2 separate regions of the Homo sapiens genome follow, and region 2 is linked to region 1. A link is a loop called in an ENCODE intact Hi-C map of the cell type or tissue named here. Cell type or tissue: heart right ventricle. All regions are shown on one strand. Links, peaks and the distances in the headings refer to the core of each region. The heading gives the core; the rest is flanking DNA. Region 1 has its middle 97 kb from the start of LINC02998. Region 2 overlaps LINC02998 (long intergenic non-protein coding RNA 2998).

Evidence for each region. Peaks named below come from ENCODE experiments on the same cell type or tissue, not always from the same donor. Only the 100,000 strongest peaks of a DNase experiment are listed, where the experiment ranks them.
Region 2: it touches region 1 in a loop (1.8-fold over the local background); 16 of 110 quality-filtered maps call a loop at or near these places.

The regions. Positions count from the first base shown.
Region 1 is chr5:54,639,419-54,655,049 of GRCh38, forward strand. It overlaps a transcript of SNX18 not described here. Among named protein-coding and RNA genes, the nearest start is that of LINC02998, 97 kb to the right of the region's middle. RefSeq lists an enhancer at 94-668. In heart right ventricle, for the core only: no CTCF peak of the experiment used is centred there; DNase peaks (open chromatin) are centred at 7,033 and 7,523; H3K4me3 peaks cover 780 bases; H3K27ac peaks cover 2,832 bases.
Region 2 is chr5:54,710,081-54,725,711 of GRCh38, forward strand. The region is part of intron 1 of LINC02998 (long intergenic non-protein coding RNA 2998); the gene reads right to left. The region is part of intron 2 of LOC105378969 (a long non-coding RNA gene); the gene reads left to right. Among named protein-coding and RNA genes, the nearest start is that of LINC02998, 26 kb to the right of the region's middle. In heart right ventricle, for the core only: a CTCF peak has its summit at 9,358; DNase peaks (open chromatin) are centred at 8,731, 9,494 and 10,031; H3K27ac peaks cover 2,962 bases.

The DNA.
Region 1 (15,631 bases), core at 4,093-12,092:
TCAAATGAACAGATGGACAAATGAACTTGGTAAAGCCAATGTCACTTCCAGTTCTTGCCAAAATAATATTATCTAATATTTATTGATAGCTGATTATATGCCAAGTATAGTCTAAATGTATAAAATGCCCTCACTCATTTAACTCTCAAACAATGCTAGGAGGTAAGGACTATTTTTAATCTTTATTTTTCACGAGAATCTTGAGGACCAGAAATAGTAACTTGCTCAAAGTAAGTTACGCACCCAAAATTCAGACTTGGGTCCTATGGCCTGAGTCTATGCTGGAAGCAAAAGGGACAAGCTTTGTCTTGAAGAAACAAAGCTTATCTAGGCCTGAATAAGCTACGCTCAAGCGTACTCAGAGAAGCGATTTGCAGATTTTCTGAAGGGGCCTCCTGGGGTTAAGTGATTAGGCTGACCAAGGAGGTTATGCAAGGGCATTATGTATCAGCAAAAGCCAGGTGGGCAATGAGTGAAAGTAAGCTGTGGGCCCACGCACTATAAGGAAAGGACTAAAAGAATCATCAGTTCCTGAGGCCAATGGAGATGGCACTCCATTGTAAGGATTCTGTTGGGGATCCAGTTAGAAATATTCTTTGATAAGTGAATGAGACTGAACATACGGGGATTATGGACCTCAATTTTCAACATCTAACTTCAGTGTGGTGTCCAATATCTTATCCCCTGGCAGAATGGGCAAAGGGTCAGAGAAGCCTAACCTCAAATACCTCCTTAAGCTACAAGGACCATGACATGGGGGAATAAAGTTCATCACTGTCTAGAAATAGATTCTTTTTTTTTTTTTCTTTTGTAAGACAAGGTTTCACTCTCATCACCCAGACTGGAGTGCGGTAGCTCTATCTCGGCTCACTGCAACCTCCATCTCCCAGGCTCAAGCGACTTTCCTGCTTTATCCTCCCAAGTAGCTGGGACTACAGGTATGTGCCACCACACCTGGCTAATTTTTGTACTTTCTTTTTTTTAAAAAAAAGATGGGGTTTTGCCATGTTGCCCAGGCTAGCCTTAAACTCCAGACTCAAGCAATCCACCCACCTCTGCCTCCTAAATTGCTGGGATTACAAGGCATCAGCCACTGTGCCCGCCAGAGTAGGGTCTCATCTTACGCTCTGGCCTACAAGACGAAATAGTAATTCCCAGCAAGAGATCATCTGGATAGATTAAAAAGGGATTCATAAAATCGTGCACCCTTTACAACCTCTCTTTGACCATCATAATGAGTAAAAGAGCTTGTGGGGGCAACTCAAAAGAGGGTTCTCCTAGGGCTCTTCAATAGAAGGGGATGGGGTAATCAAGACTTGGGAATCTATCCATATCAGGTTGATAAAAAAAAAATCAGGAGGCTGGGTGTGGTGGCTCACACCTGTAATCCCAGCACTTTGGGAGGCCGAGGTGGGAGAATCACTTGAGATCAGGAGCTCAAGACCGGCCTGGTCAACATGGTTAAACCCCATCTCTACTAAAAATACAAAAATTAGCTGAGTGTGGTGGCACATGCCTGTAGTCCCAGATACTCAGGAAGCTAACATAGGAGAACTGCTTGAATGTGGGAGGTGGAGATTGAAGTGAGCCGAGATTGTGCCACTGTACTCCAGCCTGCACGACAAAGCAAGAATCTGTCTCATAAAAAGAAAAAAAAAATCAGGAAGGAGTATACAGAAGTTCTGAGAGCTTGACATGGTCCCGTAACTCTGTTTCTTTTCTTGAGACTCACCCAGGGGTTCGATACCACCTTGTTCTTCACCAGAGTCAGGCCAGAACAATGCAAGACAATCCTTTCACAGGTGTGACCTGTGCACCACCCACTGCTGCTTCAGTATTGTTGTCATATCCTGATAAATTTTTACATAGATGTTGTATTATTACATATTATATGTGTATGTGTGTGATATTCCCCAAATTCAGTGGATACAAGAGACCAGCAGCTTTCAAAAATGCATTTAAAAGAGGTCTTTTTTTTAAACTGACAGAATTATGTCTGGAATCTCAGCACATAAAATAAACAGGAGCTCTCTGGTTGAAGTTGGCGTGGGATGGGGCTGGAGCCATTCTGCCAGGAGTGGTGGAGGGAAGGCTGGGGATCTTCCTACAAACCTAGCCACCCACAGAGAAGAACACCTTTAGGGCACTGCACTCAGGGTTTTGAGCGTGCACTACAGAGAGTGCACCACAAAGGTTTTCAAAGAGCTTTGAGTATCTACTATTTCTCACAGCACAACAAAAATTTTTATCCCTTGAGAAGAATTATTCTGTAAGTGACAGGGAAACTATAGAGTCACATTGAGGAGGACGCTTTGCTATACCTCATTTTCCTGCAGGCTCCTTAGCCCCTTGTAAAATCATGGGTGCTGAATGTGTGTATGTATGCGTGTGCGGGTGGGAGGTGCAACGCGGCAGCATTGCCTATCACCTCCCACCAAGAGCAGCCATGCCCCAGTTCCTTGCTGAGTCAAAAATATTCTCTTCCATACTTCTTTCAAAACGATTGGTGGCTACTTGCCTTAGATCTACTTAACTAAAGAGCTATTCAAGGACTTCTTGAAAAATCAGACAGTGATTTTATAATAAAAGGCTGACAGTGTCTCTGGGACTGAGAGACGGACCTGAGTACTAAGATTAGAAATGGAGGAGGCTGATGAAGTATATGTATTCGTTGATGCTACAGCAGCAGCACAGCGGATCATTCCCCAACTATCAGGAACCATGAAAGGTCTGAGAGAAGGAGGCTGGGAACTTTTTTGTCCTTGGTCGGGTCACAATGCTCCTGTAAATCTTTAACAAAACATAATTAGTTGTTTATATACTTCCTCTTTAATCCCAGAGTTCGATTTACAAAATATTTGATTGCTGTTTTTGTATATTATCTCAGTGCTCTAAAATTACCCTAGCAAACGTGCAGGAATGGGTGTAGGCCCCTTAAATAAAAATGGAATTAGTTATGTTGGGTTTTTTTTTTTTGCTGTTTCACTGCTACAATTCCCCACTGTCAAAGGCTCATTCCACAATTTTGTGGGATTAGGGACAATGGGATGTCATCTCTCAGCTGGCTACTTCTTGCCAAACAGGGTCAACGTGGGGCAACTGTGGAATGAAACTTTTTGACCTGGCAGTGAGCTGATGTTCAGGCCCTTGTTCCTTCCAGGTCTTTAGGAGGACCTATTTCTTAGTTGAAAAGGATGCAGGTCCATATCCATGGGAAAAATGATTCTGCTGGAAGCAAACTTATAAACAAAAGTTAGTATAATATCTAGCGTCTTAACATATTTGGCAATTGTTAAATCTCTTAGAGCATCGGTTGGTTCTCACACCAGGGCAGAAACCTGGAATGGCCTACCATATCAGCAAGAAAATCAATACATTTGCTCCCTACTGTCAATTGTATCCAGGGCTCCTGTGGGTATATGATAGATCAGCTCAACATACATATTTAATGGGTTACAGAAGTAGCTATAAATATTTATGAAGGTGGTCTTGACACATGTGTACTGAACAAACATGCATGTAACACACGTTTATCTTGGGGTGGAGACTTAACCTTTGCCGGGCATGGCCTTAGGTCCTGTTTATGATTTGGTATCTTATAGCCACAGGCTGTGCTGCCAGTCTCATGATCTCTATTTTAACATTAATGCTGTTGTTGTGTCTAAACTATAAAGGGAGGGGGGATAACAAGGCATTCCCAACCTCGTTTCTCGTGGCTCACTTTCAAGCAGTGGGCAGCTGAATATGGGCTCAGTTACACCAACATGTTCAGGTAGGAGGACTTCTTTTTTTAATACTTGAATTCTACATACTCTCACATAATGGTCATTATATTTTTAGTATCCAGTTATTGCTTTTTGCCATAATGTATTTTCTCAGATAAAAATTTAGTCACATCTTAAAATAAACTTGCATTTTACTAATCAAAACTGCATCTATAGGACTTGAAAAATAGTAATAAATAGATGTGAAAAACACATTCAATTTATAGCAATACTTAGCACACAAATAGATTCATGGATTACCCTCCTCCCCCCAAAAATCTGATGGTTGAACCCATCTAAATAAATCATATTACCTTTTTTAAAAAACGACTTTTGGTTAGTTTATATAAATTATTTTCCATGAATGTAGTTCTAGTAATAATGAATGAATGCACTGTTTATTGACTATTTGCAAATTGTTTTTGTTATCTCAGATTGAAATTTTGGAGGTATCAATTCCTTGAGATGGGAGGAGAACGGAAGGAAAACAAACAACTACCTTTTCCTTTCCTGTTGTTGCTGATGTGCACTTTCCCTGTCTTCCACGTCATGACTCAGGAAATGAGGGGGTGCATCTCAGAGGGCACCCTGCCTGTGTTCTCTGTCATTGCCTGTGAGCCACCGACTGATACCATCATTTTAATCACTCAAGAAGCCTTCCTTTCAGGAATGTATATTGCTTCTTGGCCCCTGCCTTCTCCCTGGAAATCCTGGGCAAAGAGCCAGGGAAAAAACGTGAGTGCTCAGGCCGAAATCAGTGGGCTGGAATTGTTTCTTCACTTTGGGTGACTCCACTGTTACTCAAGGAATGAACTGATTGGCACCAAGCAAGAAGAACAGCACATCTCTTTGGACTCATTCCCTTATTTATAAGCCATAACCTTAGGGACAATAAGCTAGAGACCCTGCCAGCATCCTTGAGCCAGGATCTCATCTGTTGTCACAGTAGCCATGTTTCCCTGGCATCCGAGAGCCCAAGGATGCAAATAAGGCCTGGGCCAAACTAAGCTCTGACAATTAATGTTATTCCAAAGAGGCAGCAGCGAGGGTAGGAAGTTCTGGTCCCCTCATCTTACTTCAAGTTTCACAGCCAAGAGTGATGATAGCTTTAGTCAGTAAGTACAGTCAAGGAGCCTATGAGACAGAACTTGTCACAAAGACAGCTGATGTTTCGCATGGACCTTAACAGAGTAACTGGTGTCTCTTCAGGAATGGGGCACAATCCAGAGGTTACTAACCACGGGTGAGTAACAGGTGATCCACAACAATCTCATCTGACTCATAGTAGAGATTGCTGGCATCTACCCAGCATTCATTCCCCCTCTTCCTAAGAGAAACTCAATTCGTTGTAATCAGCAACATATTCCCAACAGGAAAATCACATTTCAAGCCTTCCTTTAGATAGGTGACTACATTTTGGCCAGTGAGATAGGAGTGAAAGTTGTCAGATGGGCTCCTCCTGACAACTCCTTTAGAAGGGGCTGACCCAGCTGTCAGCCATTTGCCCTGGTGTGTCCTCCTCTCTACTGACTACAATATAGGTGTGATGGCTAGAGTAGCAGCTGCTATCTTGGGACAAGGGGAGACCTTGGGGTAAACAGAACCTAGGATAGTAAAGCAGAAAGATAGAAGAGCCTGGGCTGATGATGATGTGGCAGAACTGCCAAACAAGCTCTGGACTGCTAATCTCTGGACTTAACTTTCAGGAAACAAAATTAAACTCTATCTGGCTCAAGCCACTCTTACTTTATGGACCAAGAGCATTGGCAGCACTTGGGAGCTTGTTAGAAAGGCAGCTTCTCAGGCCCCTTCCCAGGCCAAATGAGTGACGATCGGCTTTGTAGCAAGATCCACAGGTGATTTGCATGCACAGTAAAGTTTGGGAAGCACTGCTCCAGATGTAGTTAGTTTCTCTGTTTATGAAATTATTAACTGATATATCCTGGGAAATAATGAATTCTATTTGCCGGTACTAAAACATGGTAAGAATGATATAACCATAGGATAAAACAACTAAAATGCCCTGAGTTATTTGGATACAAAGAAAGAAAGCATTCATGTCAATTAGGTAATTGATGTTCCAGCCACTATACCTGGCACCAGAGAAGTAAAGATATCCCTGCTCTAGACTCCATGGTCTAACAAGGGAGACATATAGATACTGTGTATTGTGTTGCATTGCATTATAAGAACCGTTTGGATGCAATAAGAGCTATGCCCAGGTGTTCCGGGAAAACAGATGAGGGGTCTAAGCCTTCCCTCCTGGGCTAGGGAGTAAGTTAGAGAAAACTTCTTGGAAGAGATGTCACCTGAGTAGTTAAGAATTATCTTGCTTCTTCCCCCAGTTTCAGGGATCAGAGGCCATCCTTTGTGGGCTTAAGTCAGCCTGCTGGCCTCCCCAGCTGCTCCTTAAATTCTAAGAGTTGGCATAAAAGACACAGGTTACAACACGAATGTCTTCATCCTACACGATCTTTACTTTCTCTGTTCACAATGTGGGCTCCTTGGCTCCATTTTACATATACAGGAAATTTGGACACCGAATAGAGAGTGAATTTCAAAGGATTCAGAGAAGGCAAACCCATATGAGTGTTTAGAGTTCATTGATCACTAGTATCTTCTTAATTTTGTGAACACCGGGTTCTGAATTCCTTCATTGACTAGCTATTTCTCTTCATGTCTTCTACAAACATTCTGAAGTTGGAAATCCTTTTTATTGGTGTTTAGAATAAGTCAATGTTTTTCCTCTCTTTATATTTCTACTTGATATTCCTCAGTTTTCTGTATTATTAAAAATGAAATCACATTTTTGGATACTTGTGGTTTGGCCGGCTGGTTGGGAAACTTTTCTGGCATTCATTATTGCTTTTTTCTTTCCATTTAAAGAACATTTACTGGATTTGGTACTTGGCGAAAGAAACTGACAAATTAAGAAATGAGAGAGAGAATAAATGCACTGTGCATGCTGAAACCCCAAGAAGACTTTTTTTCTCCTACTTTTTATGGACCTGAGGTGTTGGAAATGGAAACATTGTTTCAAACAAAATCCAGATTTTTATCTCTCTCCCCAAGAGATATGGCTTTAATCTTTTTTCTTTTCTTCTGCTGCTTTTCTGAAACACTCTGCTAGGGGCTGATTTCCTCTTCTTTGAAACAGACCAAAATATCCCTGTGGGTGAAAAACATGCCGGAAGTGAAACAGAAAGACTCAGCTTGCCCCGTGTTCGTGGTCTGTCAACTTCTCTAGCCAGTGCCTGGATCCACAGCTCACTGCTGCCGGTTGCCCTGCGTTAGCCGCATTGCGGGGGAGACAGGAGAGGCTTGAAGGCTTTTTATATTCTACTCTCTTCTGAAGAATTCACAAGTTAGCAAGCACTCAACCACTACTAACCAGAAGGTATTGCCAACCATAACAAACTACACCCATCAACAAGGCCTCCCTCATATTGCAATCCCAGCAGAAAATGATGCAGGAAAAGCACTCCCCAAATCTTGGTTGCCTGCCACCCAAGTTCTTATGCCAAGATATGTGTTTAGCCAGTTCTAAGATGCTGCCACCTTTTCATGTGTCCAACACTAGGCTTTCTACCATAGTTCCCTCCACCCAGAATGTGTTACTTGGCTCCTACAAATGCAAGAGGAAGTGCCCTTCCCTGAACAGAAATCAAAACACAGGGTGAAACCACGACTTGTTTTCAACAGGCCTCCTGTTGTGAGCCCTCCCAGCTGTGCTGCCTTTCTCCAAGAGAGCTGGGACTGGCGGCTCGAAGCGGTATAAATGGCCTGTGCCTCTTCCTGAGGCTGCCTGTAACAAGTGTCTCAAGAGCAATTCGTCATCGGCTGGAGATTACCAACTTGGCTCACTGAACCAGATCGTGCTTTGTCACATGTGAAATTCTGATGTTCTAATACATGGCTTGTTTGCAAACTACGCCTTAAATAAATATATTCAGGATATTTAACAATATAGTGTTCTGAATTAGACCATCATTTACATCTGTATTTATTCAATAATCATTTACTAAGTGCCAAATACATGCCGAGTACTATGCCGAGTGCAACAGTTAAAACGCAGGAAAAAGATCGTATTGCCCTTACTGGGCTATAAATTCAAATCTCTGTCTCATCTCATCAAGCAATCTTTCCGCCTTGGCCTCCCAAAGTGCTGGAATTATAGGCATGAACCACCACACCTGACCCAGGAGAGTTTTCTTTAACGAGTGATGCTTGATCTCAGTTTTGAAAAGTATAGAGGTGTTCACCTAGAGGAGAGGAAAGAACAGAGCATTCTGGAAAGAGGACTGTGGAGCAAAGGCAAAGAGATATTACATAGCCTGGCATGGTTTGGGAACTATAAGCAGTTGAAGTTGGTAGTGAATGGGGCATGAGAGGAAGGGGAGGTAGGCAGAGGCATGATCGTAGAGAACCCTGTATTCCAATCCAAGAATCAAAGTCATCATCCTGAAGGCTGTGGGGGCAATATTGAGGAGATTCCCAGAAAATGAGTGATATTTACTTGTCTTCATGACAGCAAATTGAACAGCAGGGGTTGAAAACAGGGGAAGGCTAAGTAGCAGATCATTGCAATAGACCAGAAAAATGAAGGCTTGAAACTTCAACGGGCAACAGGGATGAAGAGTTGAGAACAGATTTGAGAGAAGTGAAAGGAGTAGGATCTGCAGAACTTGGAGACTGACCGGATTCTGGAAGATTAAGGAGATGGAGATGTCAAGGGTGAATGGTTCCCAGTTTATTATTTAGGAACCCGAAGGAATGCTGGTGTGTGCGGAATTGGTGGGTTCTTGGTCTCACTGACTTCAAAAATGAAACCACGGACCCTCGCGAAGAGTATTACAGTTTTTTTAAAAAAAAAAAAAAAAAGACGGAGTCTCGCTCTTTAGACCAGGCCGGACTGCAGTGGCCCTATCTCGGCTCACTGCAAGCTCCGCCTCCTGGGTTCATGCCATTCTCCTGCCTCAGCCTCCCAAGTAGCTGAGATTACAGGCCCCCGCCACCGTGCCCAGCTAATTTTTTGTATTTTTAGTAGAGACAGGGTTTTACCGTGTTAGCCAGGATGGTCTCGATATCCTGACCTCGTGATCCACCCGCCTTGGCCTCCCAAAGTGCTGGGATTACATGTTACAGTTCTTAAAGGCGTCGTGTCCAGAGTTTGTTCCTTCTGATATTCGGATGTGTTCAGAGTTTCTTCCTTCTGGTGGATTCCTGGTCTCGCAAGCTCAGGAGTGAAGCTGCAGACCTTCCCGGTGAGTGTTACAGCTCTTAAGTCGGAGAGTCTGGAGTTGTTCATTCCTCCGGGTGGGTTCATGGTCTCGCTGGCTTCAGGAGTGAAGCTGCAGACCTTCCCTGTGAGTGTTACAGCTCATAAGGGGAATGTGGACCCAAAGAGTGAGCACCAGCAAAATTTATTGCAGAGCGAAAGAACAAAGCTTCCACAGTATGGAAGGTGACGGGTTGTCACTGCTGGCTCGGGCAGCCTGCGTTTGGTCTCTTATCTGGCCCCACCCACATCCTGCTGATTGGTCCACTTTACAGAGAGCTGATTGGTCTGTTTTACAGAGAGCCGATTGGTCCGTTTTGACAGGGTGCTGATTGGTTCATTTACAATCCCTGAGCCAGACACAAAAGTGAGTGCTGATTGGTGCATTTACAAACCTTGAGCTAGATAGAGTGCTGATTGGTGTATTCACAATCCCTTAGCTAGACATAAAGATTCTCCAAGTTCCCGCTAGACTCGGGAGCCCAGCTGGCTTCACCCAGCGGGTCATGCACCAGGCAGCAGATGGAGCTGCCTGCCAGTCCAGTGCCGTGGGCCCGCATTTCTCAGCCCTTGGGCGGCGGATGGGACCGGCCGCTGTGGAGCAGGGGGCGGTGCTCCTCGGGGAGGCTTGGGCCATGCAGGAGCCCACAGCGGGGGGTGGGGGAGGCTCAGGCATGGCAGGCTGCAGGTCCTGAGCCCTGCCCTGCTGGGAGGCAGCTAAGGCCCCGCGAGAAATCGAGCGCAGCACCCGTGGGCCAGCACTGCTGGGGGACCCGGCGCACCTTCCGCAGCTGCTCGCCGGGTGCTAAGCCCCTCAGTGCCCGGGACCAGCAGGCCGGCCGCCCGCTCAGAGTGTGGGGGGCCCGCCAAGCCCACGCCCACCCGGAACTCTGGCCCGCAAGGCTGCGCGCAACCCCGGTTCCCGCCCGTGCCTCTTCCTCCACACCTCCCTGCAGGCTGAGGGAGCCGGCTCCGGCCTCAGCAGTCCCAGGGAAGGTTTCCCACGGTGCAGCGGGGGGCTGAAGGGCTCCTCAAGCATGGCCAGAATGGGCGCCCAGGCCGAGGAGGCATCGAGAGCAAGCGAGGGCTGCCAGCACGCTGTCACCTCTCACTGGTGCCTCTCATTTGAAAGGGATGTAGGAAGAAGAGCTTAATGGGGTACTCTCAGAAAAAGAATGCCGGGTTCTCTCTTATTAATGGCTTCCATCTGTTGATGGCACTGCTCTATCAGCTGTGAGGAGTGTGGCAGGCAAAGTGCAGGGGAGCTTATCAGTCCCAGCTTCACATCGTAGGTGGCTAAAGAGTTTTCACTCAGATCAAACCCAGAACTGGAGCAGCCTGCTTTAACACCACAGAGAAAAATGTCCTTCCAAAGCTATGGCTCCACTGGCTCTGACCCCATCGGGGTCACACTTCATCACACTGAAGAACCCAGTGTGTGCCATTGATTCTAGGGGGAAGATGGTGCTGGGACTTGGCCTAACATCCCAATCAAAAGAAAGCCACTGAAGCATATTCTTTGACACAGGCTAATACGATTGGTGTGTCATGCAAAACGAAAAGTCCACAGTCTGTAGCACCGATAAAGACACTACTCTTTGGCTGCAAAGTATGCATACACTCACATAGCAAAAAAGTAGCCTGGACTAAAGCTCTTCTTACTGTTTGCTATTTTATAGGGGTGTGTGTGTGTGTGTGTGTGTGTGTGTATATATATACACACACACACATATATGTATATATAAATGGTTTATATGATATATAAATTGGTATATACATATATGAATATACAGAATATCATACAGTCATCCCAATATCCTTGGGGGATTGATTTCAGGACTCCTATGGATACCAAAATCTGAGGATGCTCAAGTCTCTCTGGTATAAAATGGTGTAGTATTTGCATATAATTTACACACATTCTCCTATATACTTTTATCGTCTCTAGATTACTTATAATACCTAATAAAATATAAATGATTTGTAGCTAGTTGTTATACTGTATTGTTTTTATTTGCATTATTTGTATTGTATTTTTAATTGTTTTGTATATTTTTCTGAATATTTTTGATCCATAGTTGGTTGAATCCACAGATGTGAAACTTGCAGATATGAAAGAGCTGGCTGTATATGTCTAAGTATATGTATATATCTAAGTGTATGTATACATAAAGTGGTTTTTGTAAGAGATGTGTATATATATATCGTAAATGTATGCTATATACTTATCTTTTCAGTTCACAACTTAATGGGAGCATATATTTTTGAAATTTTTATTATGGAGAATTTCAAATATGTATGAAAGTAGAAGGGATAATGTAATGTATCCGTCACCCAGTTCTAATCATTAGTAAGTCATAGTTAATCTTGTTTCCTCTGACAATGCCCCCACCAATATCTCCTCTTGCCTCCTGGATTATTTTAAAGCAAATATATTGGAAGTGTATGTATGTGTACCTGTATATTAGAAATACTTTTTAATTGGGAACAGTTTTAGATTTAAAGAATTATTTTAAAAATAGTACATAAAATTTCTCTCTACTGCACTCTATTTCCCCTATTAATAACATTTTACAATAGGATGGTACATTTGTAATAATTAGTGAACCAATATTGACACATTATTGTTAACAAAAGTCTATGCTTTCTTCAGATGTCCTCAGTTTTTCCCTAATGTCTTGTTTGCGTTGCATGAGCCTGTTGGAGGGATATTTTATTCTGCCTTTACAAGTCCTTGTGGTCTTGGGTTACATGCTCCACTTCATCTATTTGTGAGTTTTTCAGGTCTAGGAAGCCTGTATGATATTTCAAACCCTTTCCTCCCCTCGCCTTCCTATCTTTATCTCCCATGCTCCAACTTAGTTGGGAAAGGATACCACAGCACACATGTCCCCATTAGGAGCACTGATACCTCTATCACCCTTTGGAGCACTGTGGTCACTTGCTGGATTCCCTTTAAACTGCCATTTTGGAATTCATGCCAAGACACCACTGAATGTAATTTGGGACAGCCTATGAAGCAGAGAATTCAGAAAAAGCCCATGTACCTTTGAAAATACATTTGGGAGGACCACCACATTAACCAAATGAAATAGAACCAACAGTTCCCAGGCTGTTTGGGTTAATTTCTACTTTAGCTGTTCACAGTGTGGGGATTGGGGGGCAGTGATTTAGAGGCTCCACGGAGACCCTAGGAGGTGCTGCTTCTTGGGGTCCAGTCAGTTTGCCCTTCAACACCAAGCAGCCCCCTGGGAGGAAGCCCTGTGCTCTCTGCTGATGGCACAAGAAGTCAGTTCTCTCTGGAGGTGCTTTACTTAAACCAGTGCTGTTTATGGTGCCAGGTTTCTGATGCAATGCCTGCCTCCAGCCAGCCTGTCGAACAAATCGAAGTGTGATGGGTGGCTGGCTTGGGGCCAGAGTGGCGTCACTGCCCATTAATAGAAGTTGATGGAGCTCAGAAAAATGCTTTCAGTCTGGCAACGATCCGACTCCTTCTACACTTTGTCTACCTTGAGGAAAATATATGGAAAAATCAATTTAGGGATGCTTATTTTTACCAGTTTGTGTTAATTTAAGCACCAATTTGCCTAGTTACTGTTAGATTTTTAAAAAATGTTTTGTGACACATCTTGTTTTTTCCTGATTTATATAGTCTTTTATAGGTTCTGTTTCCTTCCAAAAAAAGATCTGAGGTGACTTATTACAAAGGACATTTATTATTAGCATGGAAGTTTTCTCTGCTTTTTCTTGATAATGTTCTGCTTATGTAACTACAGTTGATGAATTAGAGCTTATTTATCTAGGTATTAATATTTCACTTTATTCCATAAAGGAGGGGTCCCCAACCCCCAGGCCATGGACCATTGAGGATCCATGGCCTGCTAGGAACCCGGCTGCACAGCAGGAGGTGAGTGGTGGGTGAGTGAGCATTACTGGCTGAGCTCTGCCTCCTGTCTGGTCAGTGGCATTAGATTCTCATGGGACCGTGAACCCTATTGTGAACTGCACATGTGAGGGATCCGGGTTGCATGCTCCTTATAAGAATCTAATGCCTGATGATCTGTTACTATCTCTTATCACCCCCAGATGGGACCATCTAGTTATAGGAAAATAAGCTCAGGGCTCCCACTGATTCTACATTATGGTGAATAAGTAATAATGATAGAAATAAAGTGTACAGTAAGTGTAACATGCTTGAATCATCCAAAACCTCCCCCCACATTTGTAGCAAAATTGTCTTCCACAAAACCAGTCCCTGGTGCCAAAAAGGTTGCGGACTGCTGCCATAAATGGTATGCACAAAATATACAGATACTTATGCCATACAACAAGGTAAGACAAATTACAAATGTGTGAGAAAGGAAAAAGGAAACCCAAGTTAGTAACATAAAATATAGCTGTAAAATAGGACTTCACAGAAATTCATACCATGAAGTCCTATATACTTGCTCCAAATGGGTTGCACATCAGCAAATGGGGCTCAGAAAAGCCAGTAATAAAGGAAAAACACGATCATTTGGGCAAACTATAGTTCCAATCATCTAAAAAGAAGCCACACAACTCTTTCTGATACTCACATCAAGAAGAACTTAAAGAAGACACTATGTAATAAACATCTTTAACAATATTCTTATTGGAGACTGTTATGGGCTAACTTGTGTTCCCCCCATCCCACCCCTTGTCCTAAATTTATATGTTAAAGTCTCAACCCCCAGTGTCTCAAAATGTAATTATATTTAAAGATAAGGTCTTTAAAGAGGCAACTAAGTTAAGGTGAGATCATTAGGGTAGAACCTAATTCAACATGACTGGTGTCCGTAGGATATAGACAGGCACAGAGACAAAACCATGTGAAGACAAGAAGACACCAAGGAGAGAAGACTCAGAAGAAATCACCTCTGCTGATACCTTCTTTTTGGACTTCTCACCTCCAGAACTGTGAGGAAATAAATTCTGTTGTGTAAGCCACCTACTTTGTGGTACTTTGTGATGGTAGCCCTAGCAAACTAATACAGAGATACAGTAATATGTTTCCTAAGGGCTATCTCTAGTACCATCCCTCTTTTCAGGCTGAAGACAGCACCCTAATTTACCCAGATTCCTCCTTCCCTACTTCCCAAGCCTGCCCCCACATCCCACTGAAATTCACATGACCATTGTAGGAACTATGTGACCTTGCCATGCTGGCCACAGCTAATTGGCCTGGAGGCAAAGAACCTGACCCCAGCTGGCCCAATCAGTCTTTTCCTGGGATTTTTCCACCTGGAACCGAGAGTGCTTGACATTAGTCCTCTCTGGCAGCAGAAGTCATAGGATGTAAGCCTCATAAGCAGTCAGTGGCCATATATTATCCCAAGCAGGGAAGATGAATCTGTGAGAAGGATGAAGCCAGACAAAGACAGTCTTAGCTTCATTCCAATCTCTAGTTCATTCTTTAATTTAACATTATTTATTGAAGGCTTAGTATGTTCCAGGTACTGGTTCAGTCACTCCTGAAGTCCGTTGCATCCCTGCTTTCCTTGCAACATAGTTGTTCCTACCCTTTCATTGATTCCACCACCAATAAAGCCCGCTTTTTGCCTAAGTCAAATGGGGTTGGATTTCTGTTGCTTATAACCAAAGTATACACCACAATCCCCTACATCCTCCTTTCCCCTCTAGTTACTCTGGATTGCTGGCAGCTTCTTGAACAATTTCTGTTGTCACAGGGTAACAAGAGTCAGGTCAAGGGGTAACTATGCTTCCTTTTTTCAGTCTTCTCCATATAAAAATAAACAATGTTCAAATATTAATTATGCTGGTTTCTTTGTTCTGCTTGTAAAAGCTCATCTTTTACCCCCAGATACCTGAGCTGATCCAGACACTCCTCACTCTCCTACACTTGAGGGGATGGTCACAGAGGCTTTTTCTTACAACTATGTGATTATTTCAAAATGTAGGAAGTAGCTAACCACTTTTATAACCTCTCCTAGTGCAGAAATGACTGGTGGTGATGAAATTCAATCATGAACTCACATTGTATGTATTAATGACATTTCTTCCATGTAGTAAACTCCTCTCATTTCTTTAATTTTACTGTTAAGTATCAAGCTGGTACATTATTTGTCCACTTCATATGAAATTTATCTTTTAAGAAAGAGGCACAGAGATTTTTGTGTAGCTTACTTGTATTCTCATTTTGTGGATTTTATATTTTTCCCAGAACAGAGATCAAAAAACTATTAACTGACTTTCAGCCTTAACTAGGAAATGGGCACCCAATCAAAGATTTTTTTTTGAAACATTTCTTCATAGTAGGTACCCATTACATATTGTTGAATAGATGTGTTCTTATTCTGATAAATAACACTGAGTGGAAGACCTAGTACTGTTTTTATTCAGAAATGTCTGTATTATTTCTACTACTGGGTGGAAACACAGAGTTGTTAGCAACTTGAGTTTGCATACCAGAACCGCTATTTAGTAGGTGGTAGGCCTCTGCCAAGTAGGTCACTGGACTGCAGAGCCTCAGTTTTTCTCACCTATAAAATGGGAATTAAAATACCTATTTTGCAGAGTAGTTAGATGATTAAGTCAAATGATGTAGGTA
Region 2 (15,631 bases), core at 5,212-13,211, 72 kb after region 1:
CAGTGAGCTTATCTGACTTTTGCTCCAGAGTGAGACAGTATACTGAGCAGGAAATGAATTTGCCCTTTGCTGTGATAGGTCATACTGTCTCTTTCAAGGCTGTTTGCTGTACAAAGACCCTTGAAAAGATAGCCTAGAAAAGCATTCTGTGCCTCTGCTTGAAAGATTTGCAGAAATATGAAAGACTAAAGGGAATTATCTCGCAACATTTGTTTGTTTTTATATTTCAAATTAAACACTTTCCTCGAATGTTTGGTAATCCTTGGTTATCTACTTACACTTAAGAACTGTCTTGGCCGGGCACGGTGGCTCACGCCTGTAATCCCAGCACTTTGGGAGGCCGAGGCGGGCGGATCACGAGGTCAGGAGATTGCAACCATCCTGGCTAACACGGTGAAACCCCGTCTCTACTAAAAATACAAAAAAATTAGCCGGGCATGGTGGCGGGCGCCTGTAGTCCCAGCTACTTGGGAGGCTGAGGCAGGAGAATGGCGTGAACCTGGGAGGTGGAGCTTGCAGTGAGCCGAGATCGCGCCACTGCACTCCAGCCTGGGCTACAGAGCAAGACTCCTTCTCAAAAAAAAAAAAAAAAAACTGTCTTAAAGCTACAAACTTGGCCACTTATGCTCTGTAAGCTGCACTGTTTAACACAGTAGCCATCAGCCGCTTGTGGCTATTGAGCACTTGAAATGTGACTAGTTCAAATTGAGATGAGCTGCCAGTGTAAAGCACTCAATACTTTCAAATACTTAGTATGAAACAATATAAAATATCTCTAATAATTCATATATATATCATGCATTAGAATTATTTATTTATTTATTTATTTATTATTTATTTATTCAATTATTTTTGAGATGGAGTCTCACTCTGTCACCCAGGCTGGAGTGCAGTGGCACAACCTCGGCTCACTGCAACCTCCACCTCCCGGGTTCAAGTGATTCTCCTGCCTCTCAGCCTCCTGAGTAGCTGGGACTACAGGTGCATGCCACCATGCCCAGCTAATTTTTTGTATTTTTAGTAGAGACGGGTTTTCACCGTGTCAGGCAGGATGGTCTTGATCTCCTGACCTCGTGATATGCCCGCCTCAGCCTCCCAAAGAGCTGGGATTATTTTTAGACACATAGGATTAAATAAAATATATTATTAAAGTATGTTTAATACTTTTTTAAAATGTGGCTAATATAAAATTCTGAGGTTTGTGAAGGGCTTCTTCAGTACTTTCTGGTGATGTCTTTTCACCAGAAAATTCACATAATTTTTTAATCAAATGAAGTAAGTTTTCAGAGATATTTATGTCCTTTTCCACAATTACCCAGAAAATCCTTTGGCTATCATAGCATCTTTCTCTTTGATCACCCCTAGGAAATGTTTTTTGCTTTTAAGAACTCATGCGAATGTATTTAGCTCACCTACATAATCTAAGTTAATCTCTCACCTCTGCATGTAACCTTAAACACACAAAGTCTGCATGTAACCTTAAACACACAAAGTTCTTTTTCCAGGTAAGGTGACATAGTCATAGCTCTGAAGATGAGGACATGGGCAGCTTTAAGGGCCATTATTCTTCCTATCACACTATTATTGTGTCCATTTGATATGATTTGGCTGTGTTCCCACCCAAATCTCATCTTGAATTGTAACTCCCGCAGTTCCCACATGTTGTGGGAGGAACCCAGTAGGAGGTGATTGAATTATGGAGGCAGGTCTTTCCCGTGCTGTTCTCATGATAGTGAATGAGTCTCATGAGATCTGATGGTTTTAAAAATGGGAGCTTTCCTACACAAGATGTCTCTCTTTGCCTGCTGCCATCCATGAAAGACAAGACTTGCTCTTCCTTACCTTCCACCATGATTGTGAGCTCTCCCCAGCCACATAGAACTATAAGGCCAATAAACCTCTTTCTTTTGTACATTGCCTAGTCTTGGGTATGTCTTTGTCAGCAGCATGAGAACAGACTAATACAGTAAATTGGTACCAGTAGAGTGGGGCACTGCTGAAAAGATACCCCAAAATGTGGAAGCAACTTTGGAACTGGGTAACAGGCAGAGGTTGGAACAGTTTGGAGGGCTCAAAAGAAGACAGGAAAATGTGGGAAAGTTTGGAACTTCCTAGAGACTTGTTGATTGGCTTTGACCAAAATGCTGATAGCGATGTGGCCACAGGGTCCAGGCTGAGGTGATCTCTGATGGAAATGAGGCACTTGTTGGGAACTAGAGCAATGTTTTAGCAAAGAGACTGGCAGCATTTTGCCCCTGCCCTAGAGATTTGTGGAACTTTGAACTAGAGAAAGATGATTTAGAGTATCTGGCAGAAGAAATTTCTAAGCAGCAAAGCAATTCAAGAGGTGACTTGAGTGCTATTAAAGGCATTCAGTTTTATAAGGGAAGCAGAGCATAAAAGTTTGGAAAATATGCAGGCTGACAATATGATAGAAAAGAAATCCCATTTTCTGAGGAGAAATTCAAGCTGGCTGCAAAAGTTTTCATAAGTAACAAGGAGTCGAATGTTAAGTTGCAAGACAATGGGGAAAATGTATCCAGGGCATGTCAGAGGTCTTCATAGCAGCCCATTCCATCACAGACCCAGAGGCCTACGAGGAAAAGGTGGTTTCAGGGAATGGGCCCAGGGTCCCCGTGCTGTGTGCAGCCTAGGGACTTGGTGCTCTGCATCCCAGCTGCTCCAGCTGTGGCTGAAAGGGGCCAACATAGAACTCAGACTGTGGCTTCAGAGGGTGCAAACCTCAAGGTTTGGCAGCTTCCATGTGGTGTTGAGCCTGCCAGTGCACAGAAGTTAAGAATTGGGGTTTGGGAACCTCTGCCTAGATTTCAGAGGATATATGGAAATGCCTGGATGTCCAGGCAGAAGTTTGCTACAGGGGTAGGGCTCTCATGGAGAACCTCTGCTAGCATAGTATGGAAGGGAAATGTGGGGTCAGAGCCCCCACACAGAGTCCCTACTGGGGCACTGCCTAGTGAAGCTGTGAGAAGAGGGCCATTTTCCTTCAGACCCCAGAATGGTAGATCCACTGACAGCTTGCACCGTGCACCAGGAAAAGCCATAGACACTCAACACCAGCCCATGAAAGCAGCCTGGAGGGAGGTTGCATCCTACAAAGCCACAGGGGCAGAGCTGCCCAAGACCATGGGAACCCACCACTTGCATGAGCATGACCTGGATGTGAGTCATGGAGTCAAAGGAGATCATTTTGGAGCTTTAAGATTTGACTGCCCTGTTGGATTTTGGACTTGAATGGGGCCTGAAGCCCCTTTGTTTTGGCCAATTTATCCCATTTGGAATGGCTGTATTTGCCCAATGCCTGCATCCCCATTGTACCTAGGAAGTAACTACGTTGCTTTTGATTTTACTGGCTCCTATGTGGAAAGGACTTGCCTGTCTCAGATGAGACATTGAACTGTGGACTATTGAGTTAATGCTGAAATGAGTTAAGACTTTGGGGCACAGTTAGGAAGGCATGATTGGTTTTGAAATGTGAGGACATGAGATTTGGGAGGGTCAAAGGGCAGAATGATATGGTTTGCCTGTGTCCCCACCCAAATCTCATCTTGAATTGTAACTCCCACAGTTCCCACATGCCATGGGAGGAACCCAGTGGGAGGTGATTGAATTATGGGGGCAGATCTTTCCTGCACTGTTCTCATGCTAGTGAGTGAATGTTACGAGATCTGATGGTTTGCACAAGCTCTTCCTTTGCCTTCTGCCATTCATATAAGATGTGGTTTGCTCCTTCTTGCCTTCTGCTATGATTGTGAGGCCTCCCTAGCTATGTGGAACTGTGAGTCCAATTAAACCTCTTTCTTTTCTAAATTGCCCAGTCTCAGGTATGTCTTTATCGGCAGCATGAAAATGAACTGATACACCATTTTACAAATGATAAAACTGAGAAGTGCCATGTTCAAGGTCATACACCTAAGGGTTAGAGTTGCATTTTCAACCCAGGCTGTTTAGAACCAGATCCTGTGCTACATTAGGGCTGGGATGACTAAGAGCCAAGAACAAAATAAGGCAAAAGTCACCCCTTGGCAGAGGCCTCACGTATGTAAACTGCATTCCTGCTGAAGGCTTATCTCGACTATTTTTAAAGGCTTAGATAATGAAAAAGGAAGAAACATCCTTCTTTTGTTGTTGTGAAGTGGCTTAAATCATGTAGAAGCCCATTCATGTTGACAAGTATATAGGCTCTAGGAAAACCGATCAACTGTGGATTTGTTTGAAATTGACAAAAATTCCTGCCCCCAGCAAACTGGGGACAGAGGGCTATGTCCTTTATATCTTTCCTGACTCATCAATTTGATGAGGCCTTTGTTTTACAGCTGGGAAAAATATAAGGAAGAGCATTGTGGATGTGATTTTTTTCAAACCAGGATTCAACTAAAATTTATTTTATTAGTTCTCCTTCAATCTATAACCTTCATTATTATTATTGTTGTTGTTACTCTCCTGGCCAGCACATTCTTGTCACTAACAGTGCCTTGCTGTAATGATTCTCACTGGGGGTAGTCAGGGTTCTGAGGGGGTGGTGGCAGGAGAGCACTTGAACAAGAGCAATGACGACTGGGTCTACATGGGAGGCAGTCTGGACTTGGGGCACCCCAACAGAGGCACTACCAATCTAGGCTGTTCTCAGATGCTGGAAGAGGATTTAGACAAATATGAGGAAGACACTCCAAGATGAGATCCCTGATGAGGTACGGGGTCTGGGACAGGGGCCCTGCTTGCCCAGGTCAAGGGAAGTATAGGAGGTAGGGCAGGGATATGGAGAATAATCTCACAGTGGTGGGAAGGGTGAGTCGAATGTGTCTAGATAGCACATCTAAGGGGCTGCTCTCTCAAATGCCACCGGAACTCTAGGCATGCTCCTCCCATTCCCATTTTCACATCCTTCATTTATTCAGCAAGTATTTATTGAGCACTGAATGTGCACCAACCACTGTTCTAGGTATACTTCTAGCCAAAAATGCCTGCCCTCATAGAACTCACATTCTATTGGGGGAAACAGACAACAACATATGTAAGTAAAAAATATGTGTTATATAGTGAAAAGTGGTAAGGAGGAACAATGGCGTGTAGTGGAAGTGAAGGATAGGAAATACCAGGTGAAAGTGAGATGTTATAATTGTTGATAATGTGTTAGTTACCTCTTGCTGAATAACAAACTACCCCAAATATGAGCGGCTTAAAACAAGAAACATTTATGATCACAGTTTCCATGACTCAGAAATCCAGGCACAGTTTAGGTGTGCCCAGGGTCCTCTGGCTCAGGAAGTCACAGGCTGGGCCAGGGTCTCAGGTCTCACAAGGTTGTAATCAAGGTGCTGGCCAGGCTTGCAGTCATCTCAGGGTTTGAACAGGGGAGGATCCACCTCCAAGATCACTCACATGGTTGTTGGCAAGGAATCAATTTCTGGAAGTTTGTTGGACCGAGGTTCTCAGCTCTTTATCAGCTGGTTGGCAGAGCCCTCCCTCCTATCCTGGCCACATCAGCTTCTCTAGGGCAGTTCACAACATGGCAGCTGGCTTCACCAAAGAGAGCAAGTGAGAGAGGAAGGGAAGGCAAGCTGGAAATAAGCCAGACTCTTTGTTACCTAATCTTGGAAGTGACATGCCATCCCTCTTGCTATTTTCTTTTCCTTAGGAGTTGGTCACTAGGTCCCTCCCACACTCAAGGACAAGACTATAGAAGGACACAAAGACCAGGGGATGAGGATCTTTCAGGGCTATCTGAGAAACTCCTATTATAGAAGAAGCAGATTGGAGACCTTGCCAAGAAAGTGGTAGTTGAGTAAAGAAATGTAGGAAGGCAGGAAAAGAGCAATATCTGGAAGAAGAGCATTCCAAGCTCAGGGAACAGAACAGGCAGAGTTTTCCAGGCAGGAGCAAGGCATGTATAGTCTCTCTGTAAAAAGTAATCTACTGATGGTCTCCAGCAATTTGCCTGACTTTAACATATTTTGATCTGATATGCACTAATCAATAAGATCTCTTCATCCCATAAATATACACCATCTTCCATACATTAGGCTCTGTGCAAGGCTAAGAGTGTCAGCAACCCTGAGCTCAACTAATCAAAGGGAAGCTTTTCAGGCCTGTGCACTGGCCCTGCAGCTTTGATGAGTAGAGGATGGTCTGTAATATTTATTATCCTACAGCATTTCTCTTTAGACACAGAAATTGTCTAAGGAGTGACATCAGCAAGATGGTGGACTAGGAGGCTCTGACCCTCCTCCCCCACCAAATAAACAACAATTTGGCAATTATCCAGGGACTGAAAGAGCACTGGGAGAGCTCCGGAGTGAGGTTAAGAAGCTACAGCCACCCAGTGGAGCACAAAAACTGAGGACAGCCATATAGAAAAGTATAGAAAGCATTTTACCTGAGTAACTCCGCTCCCCTAGGGCCAGCTTATACACTGAAAATTATAATACATTGATGAAGAAATTAAAGAAGACACAGATAAATAGAAAGAAATCTTGTTTTCATGGATCAAAAGAATATTGTTAAAATATCCATACTACCCAAAGTGATCTACAGATTCAATGACATTTCTATTAAAATTCCAAAGGCATTCTTTATAGAAATAGAAAAAATATTCTAAAATTTATATGAAATCACAAAAACCTCTGAATAGTCCAAGCAATGTTGAGTAAGAAGAGCCAAGTTGGAAGCAACAGCTGTCTAGATTTCAAAATATATTACAAAGCTATAACAATCAAAACAGCATGACACTGGCATAAAACAGACATATAAGCCAATAGAACAGAATAGAGAGCCCAGAAATAAATACACTCATTAACTGATCTTTCACAAAGGTGCCAAGAAAACACAACGGGGAAAAGATTGTCTCTTCAACAAATGGTATTGGGAAAACTGGATATCCACATGCAGAAGAATGAAATTGGACCCTTATCTCACACTATATACAAAAATCAACTCAAAATAAAGACTTAAAAGTAAGATCTAAAATCAGAAAGACTACTAGAATAAAACATAGGGAAAAAGCTTTTTGATCTTTGTTTGGGCAATGATTTTTCTTGGATATAACCCCAAAAAGCACAGGCAACAAAAGCAAAAATAGAAAAATGGGATTCTATCAAACTAAAAAGCCTCTGTACAGCAAAGGAAACAATCAACAAAGTGAAAGGTAACCTACGAAGTGGGAGAAAATATTTGCAAACCACGTATCAGATGAGGGTTTAACATCCAAAATATATAAGGAATTCATAACAACTTAATGGCAAAATCAAACAACCCAATAAAAAATGGGCAAAGGACATAGACATTTATCAGAGAAGATATACAAACGGCTGATAGGTGTATAAAAAGGTGCTCAACATCACTAATAATCAGGAAAATGCAAATTAAAATCACAATATAATATTACCTCTCACCTGTTAGAACGGCTATTATCAAAAAGACAAAAGATAGCATGTGTTGGTGAGGATGTGGTGAAAAGGAAACCCTTGTACACTCTTGGTGGAAATGTAAATTGGTATAGCTATTACGGAAAACAGTATGGAGGTTCCCCAAAAAGTTAAAAATAAAACTACCATATGACTTAGCAGTCTCATTTCTGGGTATATATGCAAAGGAAATGAAATCAGTACCCTGAAGAGATATGAATACTCCAATGTGCAATGAAGCATTATTCACAATACCCAAGATATAGAAACAACCTAAATGTCTACAATAGATAAGTGATTTTTAAAAATGTGGTATATATGTATACATATACAAAACAGAATATCATTCAGCCTAAAAAAAGAAGGAGATCCTGCCGTTTGCAACAACATGGATGAATCTGAAGGATATGATACTAAGTAAAATAAGCCAAACACAGAAGGACAAATATTTCAGGATCTCACTTATATGTAGAATCTAAAATAGTCAAACTCATAGAAGTGGAGAGTAGAATGACGGTTACCAGGGGCTGGCGGGGAGGAAGAAATGTGGAGACATTGATCAAAGGGTATAAAGTTTCAGTTTTGCAAGATGAGTAAGTTCTGGACATCTAACATACGTCAATGTGACTATGGGTAAATTGTGTGAGGTGAAGATACGTTAGTTAGCTTGACTGTGGCTGTCATTTTACAATACATGTGTAAATCAAAACACCAAGTTGTATACCTTAAATGTGTACAAGTTTTAATTATACCTCAATAAATTCTGGCTATCATTCCACAATACATACATATATCAAAACACCAAATTGTACACCTTAAATGTGTTCAATTTTTTTATTGTACCTCAAAAAAGCTAAAAAAAGTCATGAATAAAAAGACTAGAAATTGCCTGGAAACAAAAATGCTTTCAATCTATCAGGGATTCTTAACTTGGGGTCTGTGGCTAGATCTCAGGTTCCAGGAAACTGGATGAGAAAAAAATTTATGTCTCTATTTTTACTAAGCTATAATGAAAATTTAGCCTGTCCCTCTGTCATGAATGTAGGTGTGATAGTTGGCTTCCCATGTGGCTCCAGGGACCCCCCTCCTGATGTTCACACACCCGTGCAGTCCCTCCCTTGGAGCCCCACATTGGTCCTGTGACATACGGCACAGGAGGAGTGATGGCTGTTACTTCCGAGATTAGGTTATGAAAGGGTGCAGCTTCTGACTGGGACTCTTGTTCTTTTTCTCCATCACTCACTCTAAGGGAAGCCAGCTGCCATGTCTTGACATGTGACAAGGAACTAAGGCATCCAGCCAAGAGCCAGTGAGAATGTGAGACCAGCCAACAGCCACATGAGTGAGCTTGGAAGTTGGAAGTCAATCTTCCCGCCTTCAGATGGCTGGAGTCCTGGCCAACAACTTGACTTCAACCTCATGGGAGACTCAGAGGAAAAACGCCCAGCTAAGCCCCTCCTAGATTCCCAACCCTTAGAAACTGAGTGTGATATTTGTTATTTTTGAGTTGCTAAGTTGTGTTATGCAGCAATAAATAACACCATAGGCAGCAAACACTGTAGTATTAGCAGTACCTGTGATTCTATCACTTTATCACTAAAATATTTTGTTTATTGATTTTAATATGACTGGTGTCCTTTATGTCCTTTATAATTCTATGTATGTATTTAAATTTTTGCATTTAAAAACATTCTTCTGAGAGGGGATCCATAGGCTTTACCAGACAGCCAAAGGGCACAAAAAAAGGTTAAGAACCCTGAATTTGCAAGTCATAGTTTCTTCCTGGTGATGTGCAGGGGGACAAAAAACACCTCCCAAAGGTGTAATTAAATTCTGCACAGACCACAGCGGCAGGATCTTCCAGGGGTTGGGGCCAGCTGTCCGCTGTGGGGACAGGGATGAGCTTGGTGGGCTGGGCAGGGCTGTCCTCCTCCACAGGAGGGAGGAGCAGCTTCTGCATCCAGCCTGGACTCCTCCAGCACCAGCAGTGCCTCCTGCCCACACTTTGCACCAAACATAGCTCTCCCTTCCCTTTTCATCCAGTGTCAGAATTGCTCTTTTAATTGGCTGACAACCCTGAAGCCGGGAGAATGCAGAGGAATGCAGTCAATGTGCTGACAGCCCGTGTGAGAGTCAGCACAGAGCACCCGCTGGGCTGAGCAGCAGGAGGTGGGCTCCTTCCCAGGGTAGTCCAGAGAAGGAGCTGAATGTGAAACTCCTGTTTGGCATTTCCTGGCCCAGGACAATGGAGATCATCACACCTCCCCTTGATCCTCAGGAATCTGGATGCTCACTGTCTAGAGGGGACTGGACCCCAGAGGCATCTCCCCAGCCCTTCATGGAAAAGTGACCGGCACCAGTACCTCCATTTCCAAGATAAGAGTTTGTGTCCCTGGTCCTAGAGGTTCCAGGCGGAGCTAGGAAAAAGTTAGAGAATGTTGGCCACCTCCAGTGTCAGTCTCAGCTTACAGATGTGGACACTGAGAGCAAGAAAAGTGAAGTGTCTTCTCAGGGTCACAAAATTCATTTGGCAAGAGTCAAATCAAAACCCTGGTGTCCTGACACACTGTGCCTGTCTTATTGACTGTTATATTTCTAAGCCCTGGCAGAGGGCCCAGCACATAGAATGTTGTTGAAGGCATGAGTAAGCACACCCAATCTGAGTGTTCTTTCTGTCCCATCAAACCTTTCTACACTTTCACACAAGGACATGGAAAAAACAGTGGGCCTGGGTGAATCTCTTCATTTTAATTTTCCTCTTTGTCAAAACGAATGGTAAGTTGTCTCCCCATCTCTACTTCCTCCTTTTTCCACTTCAAAATCTAAAAAATCACCCATATTTTGGCAAGCTGTTAGATTACAAGAGTGAATTTTGTTGTAAATTTGGTAATCCTAGGATCATTACTAGTTTAGCTGTAAAATGAAGAGGTACTCTAAGACTATTATAACAAGACAGGAAAGATAGTGCTGGGGACTCTCTGTGACCCATGATGAGACGGGAAGGATGAAGGAGGGACCCCCCACCTCCTCTGAGGCCAGAGCTGAGTCACAGGTATCTGAAGAATTTGTATCTCCCCTGCCTAGAGCAGCGCCATTCATGCATTACATATAGTAGGTGCTCAATAAAGATTAGTTGACTGCTGATTGACTGACAGAGTAGTGAAAGCACCCTGCGAGCTGACCCTAATGGTGGTCACCACAGCCTCCCATGTCTTCTCCCTGCAGATGAGATAGGCCACCAAGACGTGAAGTCCTAAGGGATCCAAGCCAGAGCCAGATCTCCAATGTGCCCTTCCAGGCTCTAGTAATGAGGATATGAGAAGCCCAGGGTGGCAGAATCCAGGTAGACCTCTGTATTGCACATGTGTGCATATACATGCCTTGCCAATGTGTACCTCTGTAATCAGCTAATAGGAACTGGTAGACATCTATAGAGGACAGCCAGCCAGAACAAAGCCGTGGCATCATGATCCCAAAGCTGAAGGAGTTTATCTTCACCATCTCCATTACTGGTCGTAAGTCTTAAGGAGCCACATGGCCACATTGTGGCTTTCAAAAGCAGTCCCTGGCCTTCAGTTTTTCAATGAAGTATACCTCATAACACACAGACACACACACACACACAAAACATATATATATAACACTTATGTATGAAAAGTATACTCTTTTATCTAGAAATATTCCCAGAAAAATCAAGGAAGAAAAACATCAAACATAAAAAAGTATATTCTATTTTAGTGTGTTTCCTTTTTTCCAGTCTCCTGAAAATCCTTGGATGCAGGCTAAGTTGATGAGTTCATGAGTTGGATACAGTATGTGTTTTGAATTTTTATAAAATCCTTGGAAGATTATACCGGATAAGGCAGTTTTTTTCTTCCTGTGACATATTTGAAATAGAAGGAAAAACAGGAGGCATATGCCCCTGAATAGTTTAAGGTAATGTGGTTTTAGCCATTCAGAGCAATAAATATTTATTGACATCCTACTATATATAAGACATTGAGCAAGTGCCTTACAGAGTCAGAAATGAACATGATACATCCCCGTAGATAAGGATTTGTGCCTCTGGGTACCTATAATCTACTATATACACAACAAATGAAGTGTATACACAAATGATAGAAAATGCATGCAGAAAGTGCTAGATGCAGTAAAAGACTCCAAATAACATATTCTGGAATGACAAAGAGCAATTTTAGGAGAATGAAGGGATTAAAGGGTGAATGAGAGGTGAGACTGAGGAGACATAAGTACAGGAATTTAGAGTTAAGAAGGTGAGGACAATATTGAAGTGAATGGCAGGGCCAAAGAAAAAATTCTCTCCAAAGGGGAAGTATGGAACCCATTTCTACCATCCAATCATGTGCTCTCTCTCTCTCTTTCTCCCTCTAGGTTGCAGAATCAAATGTACAAAGCTAAAGGTTAGCATGCCAAAGACCATTTTTTTATTCTCAGAGACCTGAGAAAGGAAGGTTAAAGGGTCCTATGACCAAATTATTTTTCACCTTAAAATCTCTGTCTTTACTTTCCCTAAGTGGTTTTCCATGTCCCTGTCTCCTTAGCAATAATGACCAACGTCAAGATGAAATAAGATGAGAGAAAGTATCTGAGTGCTGTGTTTTGTCTTTCAACCAGGCACCTAAATATATCCACAAATCAATTCTACTCAAAAGGGCGGCTGCCTGGAAGGCACTGGCGTAGGCCTTGATCTCTCAACCCCCTTCTTTCAAATGGCTCTCTGACCTTTTAGAGTTTGCATTTTTTTCTTGGCCAATTTTCTTCAGTAATATTCTTCCTGTTTTCTTTCTAGCCATGATGTTTTATCTAGCCTACCTCTAAATATTATTTCCTCTCTAGCCACACATTAGCTTATTTTAACTACTTATTCTTTCCTGACTATCACCTTTCTACAAACTTCCCACGTCTCTTTGGCACTTTTCCAGCCATTTTCCATCTTACCTCGTATTTTGTGCAGAGTTCATACAAATGTATATATATTATACATATAACTCATTCCCATGGGCAAGCTTCACAGGAAGCATCTTACAAGGCACCATTCATCACATCCCACACTATACCCTGGCCCCAAAAGCTTGTTTAAAGCTCTTCCTCTGATAGCAGATTCTATGTAAGGCAGGCAGAGCAGCATGCTGAGAAGGGACTCTAACTCCCCCTTTCCCTCTCATTTGTCAAGTGAGATCATGTATATGAAAAGGCTTTGAAATTCATTTTATATTATATTATATTATATTTATTTTGAGACAGGGTCTCACTCTGTTGCCCAGGAGCACAGTGGCATGATCATGGCCCAGTGCAGCCTCAAGCTCCCAGGCTCAAGCAATTCTCCTGCCTCAGCCACTCAAGCAGCTGGGATTACAGGCACATTCCACCATGCTCAGCTATTTTTTTTGTCTTTTGTTTGTGTTTGTTTTTGTTTTTGTAGAGACGGGGTTTCGCCGTGTCTCCCAGGCTGGTCTAGAACCCCTGGGCTCAGGCGATCCCCTTGCTTCAGCCTCCCAAAGTGCTTAAATTACAGGCATGAGTCACTGTGCCCAGCGCAGTTTTGAAAATTTTAAAGCATGTCCCTGCTGTTATTACAGTTTGTTTTCTTGCACATTAAACAAGAATTTATTGAGAAACGTCTGTGTGTCAGGCATTAGAGGTAAAATGTGAACAAGATAGTGTGGTCTAAGATGCAAAAGGAAAGGAAGGAAGGAAGGAAGGAAGGAAGGAAGGAAGGGAGGGAAAAAAAATTGCACAGTTCCTGGCTTCATAATTCTTACAGTCTACAGCAGAACATGGGTGTTAATCAAATGTTATATGATTAGGTATAAAATGACCACTGGGCTCATTTTATACCTAGTGCTATGAAGAAAAGTTTTATCATACCATGTAGTAAGGAGTAGGCACTTGATCCAGTCTTAGGAGGAGTCAGGGGTCACCCTGATGTATCTGAGAACTGGAGGATGATTGGGAGCAAATTCTGCCCAGGCAGACTGTGAAAAAGCACCCCAGGCCCAGTGCATGGCCTTTGCAAAGGTCCAAAGGTGGGAAGGAGCAGGGCTAGTTTCTCCAGGACCTGGAAGAAGGCCAATGTGATAGGATGAAGCCAATATGAGTGAGGGATGTGGTCCATGATGGGCTGGAGAAAAGATAGTTGGGCTTTCTAGACAAAGTCAAATTTCATGGGGAATACTAAGGGGTTTTAGCTATAATTCAGGTAACTATGGGAAGACAGCAACTTTGAATACAGTGGCAACAGATTGTGTTGGAGGGAAGAGCAAGGAATAGTCGACCTAAAGAGTCCATGGGAGAAGTATAGGTGAGAAGGATGATCATGATTTAAGCTTATGTGGTGACACCAAAGTTGGAAAAAGTTAAGAGTGTCAAGCAATACTTAAGAGGTAAAATTCTCATAATTTGGTAACAGAATAGAAGTAGAAGATGAGGAAGAAAGCTCCGCAGAAAATTGCTACTGGCTTTTCCACTTGAGAGATTAGATGTACATGGAGGCATTCACTTGGCTCTTTGCCCGTGGAGTAGCAAGTGCAGCCATTCTGAAAGAGTGTCCCTCCAGCACAGGGGTGTTGCTGAGCAATGCCATATCACAGGGGCTGAGACATTCATGGATGGTATCTCCAAAAGACACTACTGGATAGGGTCCCTGAACTTCAGAGAAGAGGAAGGCTCCATTCAACTACAGATCAGCAGCCTGTCATTCAAGAGCCCTCCTGAAACACAAGGTTGTGACTGATGGTCTGGTCCAGTCACTCCACAGGCACCATGCAGTGTCCACTCACTACAGTCCTTTCCTCAGTCCACCAGCCCTGGACCCACTAGAGCCACAGAAGGATCCCAAGACCGGCTCTCACGCTGAGCACCCAACAAACTTCCTGCCCCTTCTCATTCCTCAGAATGCTGATACCTCTTTCGCTATGCCCTAAAGCACAAATGCCTCATTCTAAATGCTTTCCAGGACAAGAGACCTGGATTGCCTTTCTGCTGAAGAAAACACAAAATGGCCTGTTTACAGGTTGTTGCTGTGGGTGCAATGGATCTGAGTACAAACCTGGAAGCTTCTTTTCTTTCTGGCCTTCTAAACTCTAAAATGTTAACCCCTACCTTCTTTTTGGACAATAAAATATGATTTCCTTCAAGAGAGCTCTCACCTACAAAAACAATAGATCTGTTTATAACCCCACCTTTGTGGCAAGAGATGGAAGAAGAATGTCTCGAGTCACTGTCTAAATGCTACTGAAAGATCTTCCATGCCTCACTTCCACAGTTCGAAACAAAAGCCATCAGTTTTTAATCTTCAACAAGCCATTCCACTACAGTCAGTGAAGCTTACATTTGTGGAACATTACAGATGTCCTACAAAATCCTGTCTCCCCCTTGACCAGCTTAACTCCCCCAACTTCCCTTGTAGTTATGTGTGTCCATAAAACCCTCTCACTGTTGGCTGACTGTAAGGTGGATGCTCAAGGTGACTTTGAGATCCACATGTTGAATATGACAGAGCAACCCTCAGCCTGGGTCCCTGAATGAAGGAGAGGATAGCTGCTCCTCCTACCAGAAGACCCTCCATGACTCTTTCATGAGAAAGAATAGCTCTTTTCTTTAAGCCACTAAACTTCTGAAGTCTGATAGCTACTAGCAGCACCTTTTTAGTCATGTATGATGCTCATTGGACATTTCTAGACCATAATCTTGATAGATTTGGTAGATGGCTCTCCTATCATCCTCTTGTGCTTGCTTTAACTATAATACTTAGACAAGTAAACGGATCATTTTAATGACCTGAGATGGCTCTCCTATTAAACCATGAGCTTCTTGAAGGCAAAGACTACACTACGCCTCATCCTTCATTCAGTCTACAGTTCCTAGCCTAGTGCTTGGCATACATGAAGCTTTCAACAGATAAATTTTTATTATCTCATATTGCTTAGGAAATATTGTGTGATGGGCTTGCAAAATTTACTCACATAACAATTCAGATGTGCAGAGAAGATATACCTCTGGGCCTAATCTTTCTCATGATGCTTCCCTTGCTTGTTTGTTGGGATATACCAAAGAGGATGACTCAATGCCGAATCCAGGTAAACCTTTCTCTACTGCTACAATGTAAATAACCTCTGAGTAATACCTGTACTGTTGGAATAATTGCTGTTATTAATATTAACTTTTCTTTCTCCTACGTAGTGTCTAGG